2 separate regions of the Homo sapiens genome follow, and region 1 is linked to region 2. The links are chromatin loops, found by intact Hi-C in ENCODE. Cell type or tissue: chondrocyte. All regions are shown on one strand. Links, peaks and the distances in the headings refer to the core of each region. The heading gives the core; the rest is flanking DNA.

Region 1 (5,375 bases), core at 69-5,068, 600 kb before region 2:
GCGCCTCTGCCCGGCCGCCCCTACTGGGAAGTGAGGAGCCCCTCTGCCCGGCCACCACCCCGTCTGGGAGGTGTACCCAACAGCTCATTAAGAACGGGCCATGATGACGATGGCGGTTTTGTGGAATAGAAAAGGGGGAAAGGTGGGGAAAAGATTGAGAAATTGGATGGTTGCTGTGTCTGTGTAGAAAGAAGTAGACATGGCAGACTTTTCATTTTGTTCTGTACTAAGAAGAATTCTGCCTTGGGATCCTGTTGATCTATGACCTTACCCCCAACCCTGTGCTCTCTGAAACATGTGCTGTGTCAACTCAGGGTTAAATGGATTAAGGGCGGTGCAAGATGTGCTTTGTTAAACAGATGCTTGAAGGCAGCATGCTCATCAAGAGTCATCACCACTCCCTAATCTCAAGTACCCAGGGACACAAACACTGCGGAAGGCCGCAGGGTCCTCTGCCTAGGAAAACCAGAGACCTTTGTTCACTTGTTTATCTGCTGACCTTCCCTCCACTATTGTCCTATGACCCTGCCAAATCCCCCTCTGCGAGAAACACCCAAGAATGATCAATAAAAAAAAATAATAATAATAAATAAAATAAAAATACAAACAATTAGCCGGGCATGGTGGCACACACCTGTAATCCCAGCTACCCAGGAGGCTGAGACAGAAGAATCACTTGAACCAGGAGGCAGAGGTTTCAGTGAGCCAAGATCATGCCACTGCACTCCAGCCTGGGTGACACAGTGAGACGTTGTCTCAAAACAAAAAAAAAAAAAAGAAAAAAAAAGTTTTCCTTTGCATTTACATTTGGGCTGTTCGGCACAAGAGGCCTAATTTAGGCCTGTCTTGGCTTTTGATATATGCCTTCCTCATTAAGCTTAAGTATTTCTAGCTTCTGATTTAAAGTGAGAGATGTATGACTCTTCCTCTCACTGGAACACTGAGAGGCCACTGCAGGGTAGTTACCTACCCTAATTTCAATATTGTTGTGTCTCAAGGAATAGGGAGGCCAGAGGAAAGGGAGAGAGAAAGGGGAACAGCCAGTCAGTGAAGCAGTCAGAACACAGGCAACATTTGTTAATTTTAACCATCTTATATACGGTCAAAACAATTACAATAATAATAACAGAAATCACAGATCACAGATTGCCATAATAGATAATAAAAAAAAGTCTGAAATAGGGCAAGAATTACCAAAATGTGACCCAGAGACACAACATGAGCACATGCTAAAAAAAAAAAAAAAAGAAAGAAAGAAAAACAGTTGTGAGGCTAGGTGAGGTGGCTCGTGCCTACAGTCCCAGAGCTCTGGGGGACCAAGGTGGGATGGGAAGATCACTTGATGCCAGGAGTTCAAGACCAACCTGGGCAACATAGTGAGACCAAGTTTCCACCAAAAAAAAAAAATTTTTTTTTTTTTTCGAGACAGTGTTTCACTCTGAAACCCAGACTGCAATGCAGTGGCATGATCTCGGCTCACTGCAACCTTAGCCTCCCGGGTTCAAGCAATTTTCCTGCCTCAGCCTCCCGAGTAGCTGGGACTACAAGTGTGCACCACCACGCCTGGCTAATTTTTATATTTTTAGTAGAGACAGGGTTTCGCCATGTTGGCCAGGCTGGTCTCAAACTAATGACCTCAGGTGATCCACCTGCCTCGGCTTCCCAAAGTGCTGGGATTACAGGCATGAGCCATCCGCCTGGCCCAAAAAGAAAATTTTTTTTTTTGAGATGGAGTTTTGCTCTTGTTGCCCAGGCTGGATTGCAATGGCGTGAACTCGGCTCACCGCAACCTCTGCCTCCTGGGTTCAAGCAATTCTCCTGCCACAGCCTCCCGAGCAGCTGGGATTACAGGCATGTACCACCTCACCCAGCTAATTTTGTATTTTTAGTAGAGACAGGGTTTCTCCATGTTGGTCAGGCTGGTCTCAAACTCCCGACCTCAGTTGATCCACCCGCCTTGGCATCCCCAAGTGCTGGGATTACAGACATGAGCCACCGCACCTGGCCAAAAAAAATTTTTTAATTAGCCAGGCATAGCCAGGCATGGCTGTGGTCCCAGCTACTCAGGGGGCTGAGGCAGGAGGATCCCCTGAGTCGAAGAGTTCAAGGTTACAATGAGCTAAGATCATGCCACTGCACTCCAGCCTGGGTGACAACATGAGACCCCTATCTCTATTTATAAAAAAAAAAAGAAAGAAAAAAAAAAGGCCGGATGCAGTGGCTCATGCCTGTAATCCCAGCACTTCAAGAAGCTGAGGCAGGTGGATCACGAGGTCAAGAGATCGTGACCATCCTGGCCAACATGGTGAAACCCCACCTCTACTAAAAATACAAAAATTAGCTGGGTATGGTGGTGCACACCTGTAGTCCCAGCTACTCAGGAGGCTGAGGCAGAAGAGTCGCTTGAACCCAGGAGGCCAAGGTTGCAGTGAGCTGAGATCACGCCACTGCACTCCAGCCTGGTGACAGAGGGAGACTCTGTCTCAAAAAAAAAAAAAAAAATGTTGTCTACAGATTTGCTCAATGCCGGGTTTCCACAAACTTTTAATTGTTAAAAAAAGAAAAAAGAAAAAAGAAAAAAAAGCACAATATCTGCAAAGTACATTAAAGCAAGGGACAATAAAACGAGGTGTGCCTGTAATCAATGATTACGTGGCTAGAAAGCCACGTAAGAGGGTTCAGGCATAGTAGTTCAACCCTACAATCCCAGCACTTCGGGAGGCAGAGGTTGCAGTAATCTGGGGTCGTGCCACTGCACTCCAGCCTGGGCAACAGAGCAAGACTCCATCTCAAAAACAAACAAACAGAAAGAGTAATTCACTAGATAATTTTTAAAAAAGAAAGTCATGTTAAGAGGAAGACTGAAGATTTCACCACTAGAGGTCACTGCTGACCTTAACTAAAAGGACTGGGATAGAATTAAGGCTTTGAGTTCACTACAGACCAACCTTGGAGATAAAGAGACAAAAAGCAAAGTAAACTGTGAACAATTTTTGGTCTGAATGGGGTTATGTGAACTAGTGTGTGTGAGACATAGCTTTGCCCTGGAACAAACACACCTGCCACCCACCTGGGGATGACAAATGACAAGGTAGAAACAAACAACTAGGACTTGTATCAAGTTCTAAAGGATAATTTCCCTAATATAAAGAAATTAAATCTATAATTTTAAAATTATTCATAAAGAAAAGCCAGACCCTAGAAAAATTCACTGCTGTAATTTTACAAGCAATTAAGGAATAAATAGCACCAATCTTACACAAGCACTCATGGAGAATAAAGAGAAAACACTAAACATGTTTTCTGAAACAGGCATAAAATTGATATAAACCTAACAAAGGCCGGGGGCAGTGGCTCATACCTGTAATCCCGATGTTTTGGGAGGCCAAGACAGGAGGATCACTTGAGCCCAGGAGTTCAAGACCAGCCTGGGCAACATAGCAAAACACCATCTCTAAAAAAAATACAAAAAAGTAACCAGGCATTATGGTACATGCCTGTAGTCCCAGCTACTCAGGAGGCTGAGATCAGAAGATTGCTTGAGCCCAGGAGTTCAAGGGAGAGGTGAGTTATGATCATCACACCACTGCGCTCCAGCCTGGGTGACAGAGCAAGACCTTGTCTCAAAAAAAAAAAAAAAAAACAAAAGACTGGGCCGGGCATGTTGGCTCACGCCTGTAATCCCAACACTTTGGGAGGCCAAGGCAGGCAGATCACCTGAGGTCAGAAGTTTGAGACCAGCCTGACAAACATGATGAAACCCCATCTCTACTATAAATACAAAAATTAGCCGGGTGTGGTGGCTAACGCCTATAATCCTAGCTACTCAGGAGGCTAAGGCAGGGGAATCGCTTGAACTGGGGAGGTGGAGGTTGCAGTGAGCCGAGATCACGCCATTGCACTCCAGCCTGGGCGATGAGAGCGAAACTCTGTCTCAAAAAAAAAAAAAATTAAGATATTAGAAGAGGCCGGGTGTGATAGCTCACGCCTGTTATCCCAGCACTTTGGGAGACCAAGGTGGTGTTAGATCACTTGAGGCCAGGAGTTCAAGACCAGCCAGGCCAATATGGTGAAACCCTGTCTCTCTAAAAATACAAAAATTAGCCAGTCCTGGTGGTGCCTGCCTGTAATCCCAGATACTTGGGAGGCAGAGGCACAAGAATCGCTTGAACTCGGGAGGCAAAGGTTGCAGTAAGCTGAGATAGGGCCACTACACTCCAGACTAGGCATTAGAGTGAGACTCTTTCTCAAAAAAAAAAAAAGACTTTTAAGAAAGGAAAATAACAGCCAGGCATGGTGGCTCATACCTGTAGTCTCAACACTTTGGGAGGCTGAGGCGGGTGGCATCTGAGGTCAGGAGTTCAAGACCAGCCTGGTCAAGATGGTGAAACCCCATATCTACTAAAAATACAAAAAATTAGCTGGGCATGGTGGCAGACACCTGTAATCTCAGCTACTCAGGAGGCTGAGGTATGAGAATCGCTTGAACCCGGGAGGCAGAGGTTGCCATGAACTGAGATCATGCCACTGCACTCCAGCCTGGGCGACAACTTGGTCTCAAAAAAAAAAAAAAAAAAAAGAAAGAAAGAAAACAACAGACTCTTTCAGGAACAAAGACACAAAAATATCTAACAATTTGTCATGGAATATATTTTAAAAGGATAAAGCAACAATATGACTTTGTTCCTGGAAAATAGGCTGATTTAACATTTGAAAATCAAAACATTAATAAAATTAACTCAATCCATAGGTTAATATCAATCAATCCACTGAAAAAGAATAAAACAATATAATCATCTCAATAATAATTAAATTCATTCTTCTGGTCTATTAGCTAAAAAAATAATAATAATTCAACGGCCGGGCACGGTGGCTCATGCCTATAATCCCAGTACTTTGGGAGGCCAAGGCGGGCAGATCATGAGGTCAGGAGATCGAGACCATCCTGGCTGACACGGTGAAACCCTGTCTCTAACTAAAAATACAAAAAATTAGCTGGGCGTGGTGGCAGGCGCCTGTAGTCCCAGCTACTCGGGAGGCTGAGGCAGGAGAATGGCGTGAACCCAGGAGACAGAGCTTGCAGTGAGCTGAGATTGAGCCACTGCACTCCAGCCTGGACGACAGAGCGAGACTCCATCTCAGAAAATAATAATAATAATAATAATAATAATAATAATAATAATAATAATAAACTCACAGCCTGAGCAACACGGCAAAACCCTGTCTGTACAAAAAATAAACAAATTAGCCAGGCATTGTGCTGTGCACCTGCAGTTCCAGCTACCTGGGAGACTGAAGTCAGAGTTACCTGCAGTGAGCTGTGATCGCAACACTGCACTCCAGACTGCGTGACAGAGTGAGACCTGACTTAAAAA
Region 2 (5,375 bases), core at 55-5,054:
CCATGCGTCTGAAATCAGTGGGACAGATGACCTTGAACAAGGCCTTATGGCTCACTTAGTGTGAGCCAGACTCCTTAGAGACAGTGACGGCAGGACACACACGTGGGGGTCCACCTTCCCAGAGCTGGAGCCCACATAGCTCCAGGACCTCAAGGGAAGCCCAGGGGCTGAAGGGCCCAGGAGGTCCATCCATGTGATGGACCCAAGGAGACTTTGGTGGCTTCTCTGTTAAGATTTGAAGGGGGCCAGGTGTGGTGGCTCATGCCTGTAATCCCAGCACTTTGGGAGGCTGTGGCAGGGGGATCATGAGGTCAGGAGTTCAAGACCAGCCTGGCCAACATAGTGAAACCCCGTCTCTACTAAAATACAAAAAAAAAAAAAAAAAATTAGCCGGGTGTGGTGGTGGGTGCCTGTAGTCCCAGCTACTTGTGAGGCTGAGGCAGGAGAATCGCTTGAACCCGGGAGGCGGAGATTGCAGTGAGCTGAGATCACGCCACTGCACTCCAGGCTGGGAGACAGAGCAGGACTCCATCTCAAAAAAAAAAAAAAAAAAAAAGATTTGAAGGGATCCCAGGGGGCAGGGCTGGGTGGGCACAGGATGGAGACAGCGACACCTTTGGTCTTGGGTAGCCCCTGCCAGCCCCAGCATATCCTCAGCAGATAGGGTGACAACAGTGCCACTACCTCTAGTGGGAGGCTCAAGAGAAATTCACGTGACGCACCTGCCTGGGCTTGGTGAGTGAAAAGCTCCCCACTGACTCGAGCGCTGGTGGTGAGGATGGAAAGGGAGGTAGAGATGGAGGCGACAGCGTGGGCAGAGCAAGAGCACAGCCATGGAAGGGAGGTCCTCCCAGCTAGCCTTCAGGAGGCCCATGGCCAGCCTCAGGGCAGGAGGAAAGAATGTGGACCAAAAGCGGAACGTCCAGCCAGGGGAGGCCCCAGCAATGGCTGTATCAGGGCTGAGTGTGATCACAGGAAAAGCCACCCAAGGATTGAAATCGAGTGGAGTCAAGACTACGTGGAAGCCTACCTCTCCATGATGGCAACTTTGGAAGAACGTGTGACCTTGCGGAAGTGCACAGAAGGCACTGCTGGCCTGAATGGGTCCTTGGGCCCTGGTCTCGGGGCCGGCTTTTCTCCCTTCCCCAGACCTGCTGTGGCTCCATCCCCTCTCTCCTGCATCCTGGGATTGCCCCCAATTAACTACCTGCTTACAAGCCTTTTCTTTATTTTCTTTTTGCCTTTTCTTCTTTACATGTAAAGCATGAGTCCATCTGGAGCTTATTTTAAAGCATAGAATGAGGACTGACATTGACCTGTTTTTTTAAATGAAATAACTAGTTGTCCCAACCCTGCTTGTTGGATAATACTGCGGTTTCAGGAGTACCCCCACTGTCATACACCCGTGGGTCCATACCCCTGGGCTCTCCATCTGGGCACTCCCCTACCTGTGGCACCTCCTTCCTGAGGGCCGGCCTCACCCAGGGCCCAGCTGCCCTCTCCGTGGCCTGTGTCTTCCTTTCCTGATGCCTCAGATTCCCCCCATTCTCTGGCACTCTCTCCATCCTCCTGACCTCACTCTGCACCTCCCATGAGGTGCAGGACTGCCCTGCTCCAGCCCCCAGCTTCCTCAATCCCGAAGCCTTGTGCCACTGAAGCAGGAGCCCCAGAGTGCACCTGGATGGCAGCTTCTCTCCTGGCCAACAAACACCTGGTGCTGGCTGCCCTCCCAGCATCTCCCCTCAACAACTCAGCTCCACCCCAGGGCCTTAACACACACATGCACAGCACACACACGTACAAACATATGCACACACAGACATGCACACAAATGTACATACGGACTTACACAGCCACATACAGATGTGCACACACTCGTGCATACACAGATGTGTTCATGCAAACACACACGCGTATGCTCACGGGCGCGTACACATGTGTATGTTATGCTAAGAAATCCATTTTGTGTAGAAGACACTCAGGCTCAAATATGTGTCCAAAGTCACACAGCTATGGAGCGGCAGAACTCAGGTCTCTAGTGCACACAGCCCCGACTTAACCGCAGTTCCACTTAACAGTTTTCAACTTTATAGTGATGCAAAAGCCATCCACAGTCAGCAGAAACCCTCGTTTGAGTCCCACACGGCAACTCGGTTTTTCACTTTCAGTACAGTAGTCAATGATTACATGAGGTATCCGACACTTGACTACAAAACAGGCTTCGTGTTGATGCTTCTGCCCACCGCAGGCTCAGGGCAGTGTTCTCAGCAGGCCAAGGTAGGCCCCCACGCTGTGCTATTCGGTAGTCAGGTGGACTCAGTCATTTTCCACTCTCAGCGGCCTTATCGGGCCGCAGCCAGGGGTAAGTTGAGCAGTGTCTGTACTTTTAGCTCCACCCTGGGTATTTTAAGCGGCAGATTTACAAAACAAAAACAAAAACAAAAACAAAAACAGGGTTCCAAACAGTAGGGACATAAAAGGAGAGAATGCACGTTGCGGTCAGCCCATGCCTGGGAGCATAAGCACTTCAGGGGCATCAGCAGGCGTGACTGGCGATTGTTCCTGCTTTTCCTGGCAGCAGCGGCCTGGGCCTGAGACTGACCGCCCTGGCCACAGCCCTAGGCGAGGCTGCTGGGAGCCGGGAGCCGCCGCGCTCCGCGGTAGCGAGTCTGCGGTGCCACCTCGTGGCTACTGCGTGGAACTCCTCGTGGTGCGGGCCGGGAAGGCCGGGTCCCCACAAAGCCGGAGCCCGAGCACAGCGGTGCGCGCTCGCCTCAGGGGATCCCGCAGCACCCGGATACGGGGGCTGGTCCCCCAAAACCCTCAGGGGTGAGAGGAAGGAGGTCCCCAGCCTGCTGAGAGCTGTCCTCTGAGCACGCACTCGCGCACACTCACACGTGCGTGTGTGCATCCTCGGGTACCCTGACGCGTTCACACGCACGCACACGCGTGTGCACAAGCACCGTCTTTCACAAGCGTATGACGCGTTCACACAAGAGTGTGACGCGTTCACACGCACGCACACTCCCTCTCCCTCGAGCCTGGAAGGCGCACTGGGCTCATGGTGGAAACCTCTACCGCGGCAGAGGCACCGCGCCAGGGCCAGGATGCGCGCTTTTATTTCAGACGCGAAAACCGAGGCCCGAAAGAGACAGCCGGTGTCCAAACCTGTCCAACGACTCTGCTGATCGCGCCTCCTGTGTGCGGCCGGGGCGGGTGTGAGGGCAGCGGGCCCACCCTACGCCTGACCCGCCCCGGGGCCTCGAGCCACTTCCTCAGGAGCTCCTGGCAGCTGCAGCGACGGCGCGCCCAGTGCCTGAGGGTCCTGTGGAGCCAGGCTTCCCGGCACACAGGCGCGGTGGAGCCTCGGGGCGGGCATACACCCCGCGAGCTCGCGGCGGCCGGGCACTGCGGGTCCTCGGGTGGGGACTCTGGAGTTCAGTCTTGAAGGACAAGGTCACTGAGGATCAGGGAACCAGGAGGGCAGGGAGGGTGGGGAGGGGTGCCTAGGCCTAGTGGGAGAAGCATGTGAAAGTTCCCTAAGAGGGCTGCGGGTGAACAAGCGCTTGGCCTGGCCTCTCCCGGTAGACTGCTGTGGCGCCCCGGAGCCTCCCTTCTCCAAGGCCCCATGGACGCCCCCTGAAGGGTGACGCCCTCGCCCACGCTGAGCTCTGAGTGCTGCACGAGAACTCCCAGAGCCGTGTGCACACGCGCTCGCCGTGTTACATGCAGGACTGAGGCACCAGGAGGCCCAGGAACTGGCTCAAGCTCGTAGAACTTCATGGCAGGATCTGAAACAGGCAGATCAGCTCCAAAATCCAAGCTCTTTTCAAATTTTTTAATTGTGGTGAAAATATACCTAACATAAAATGCACAGTTGTACCATCTTTTAGTGTGGGTTAACTGGCATTAAGTGCACTCACATTTTCGCATATCCCCTACCACCGTCCATCTCCAGAACCTTTTCATCTTCCCAAAAGGAAACCATACCCATTGAACACCACTGAGCATTGAACCCATTGAACACCAGCTCCCTCCTTTTGTTACCATTGCTCTTTCTGTCTCTGAATTTGCCCATTCTGGGCCCCTCATGTAAGTGAAATCGCAATGTATCTGTCCTTTTGTGGTTGGCTTATTCCATCTAGCACAATGTCCTCAAGGCTCATGCGTGTTGGCATGCCTCTCAGAATTTCCCTCCTGGCCGGGTGATATTATAGGCTCATGCCTATTATCCCAGCTGTTAGGGAGGCAGAGGTGGGAAGATAGCTTGAACCCAGGAGTTCGAGACCTGCCTGGGCAATATAGCGAGACCCCATTCTCCACAAAAAGAAAGAAAAAAAAAGAATCTCCTTCCTGCTAAAGGTTCAGTAACAGTCTACTGTATGCATAACCACATTTCGCTTGTCCATCCACTCACCCATAGACCCTCAGAATGCTTCTACCTTTTGACTCTTGTGAATCATGCTGCTTTGAACATGGGTGTGCAAATATCTGTGAGAGTCCCTGCTCTCAAAAAAATCCACATTCTTGGCACAATGAAGAATCACCTCTCACAGACACCAGGGAAAAGCAGGTCTGTCTGAGAGCAGAGGGTGAGGAGTGGAAAGCCGGGCTGTGGACCACAGTGGGCGGAGGAAAGCCCACCCGCGTGTTCCCATGTGTGGGAGGAGAGAGGAGAGATGCCCTCTAGTGAAGGAACTCTTGTAGCAGCCAGCTCCATTCCTGCTTGGCCTGCAGAGGGCCAACTCAGGAGCCCAGACCAGGAAGAAGTCAAACGACTGACAAGATCCATCAGGAAGCAGAAGTGCGCCCGTGTCTCATCTGCAACAACAAACAGTTAGGACCAGCCACCCACCCCCCAACCCAGGGGGAAGTGCATCCACCACACAACTACCACCACTGAGCTCATGACACTCTCAGAGACAGGCACGGGAGCTCCTGGCAAGGCACAACCAGGGCAAGTGACAGTTTGCCAGTCCTGGGCAAGCAGACACCTGTCCTCTATCCAGTCCCCCATCCCACCAGCCTGCACAAGCAGAGAAACATCCTGCATAAATTAAAAGATTATCCAGATCATCAAAAGATCTGAGCAAACAAAACAAGTGAGACAAAAAACAAAACAAAACAAACAAAAACCAAAACAATAACAACAGAAGAACACTCATTTTTACAGAGAGATTTGAGCCCATCCCAACAGAGTACAATGCTCTTTCCAAGCTCATGGACAGCGTTTGGGAAAATTAGCTGTGCTAAAGGAGCAGGAAGCTTCAGCCCCTTTCCCAGAATTGCTGTTATACAAATCACATTCTCTCACCAGGGAGCAACAAAATTAGAAACATGCAGTAACAAAGACCATGTTAAAAGTGCATTTTGGG

Evidence for each region. Hi-C counts contacts between places; a loop is a spot of excess contacts. Peaks named below come from ENCODE experiments on the same cell type or tissue, not always from the same donor. Only the 100,000 strongest peaks of a DNase experiment are listed, where the experiment ranks them.
Region 1: a loop joins it to region 2, with 10 times the contacts of the local background. A loop is called at or near these places in 19 of 110 quality-filtered maps.

What each region holds. Positions count from the first base shown.
Region 1 is chr10:43,459,585-43,464,959 of GRCh38, reverse strand. All of the region lies in intron 1 of ZNF487 (zinc finger protein 487), which reads right to left. Among named protein-coding and RNA genes, the nearest start is that of ZNF487, 25 kb to the right of the region's middle. RefSeq lists an enhancer at 60-723. In chondrocyte, for the core only: CTCF peaks have their summits at 2,679 and 2,881 (motif pointing right); no DNase peak of the experiment used is centred there.
Region 2 is chr10:42,864,151-42,869,525 of GRCh38, reverse strand. No RefSeq gene overlaps it. Among named protein-coding and RNA genes, the nearest start is that of LINC02623, 4.7 kb to the left of the region's middle. RefSeq lists a silencer at 2,578-2,647 and enhancers at 2,426-3,059, 3,060-3,693. In chondrocyte, for the core only: CTCF peaks have their summits at 2,686 (motif pointing left), 4,529 and 4,729; DNase peaks (open chromatin) are centred at 783, 2,775, 3,245 and 3,651.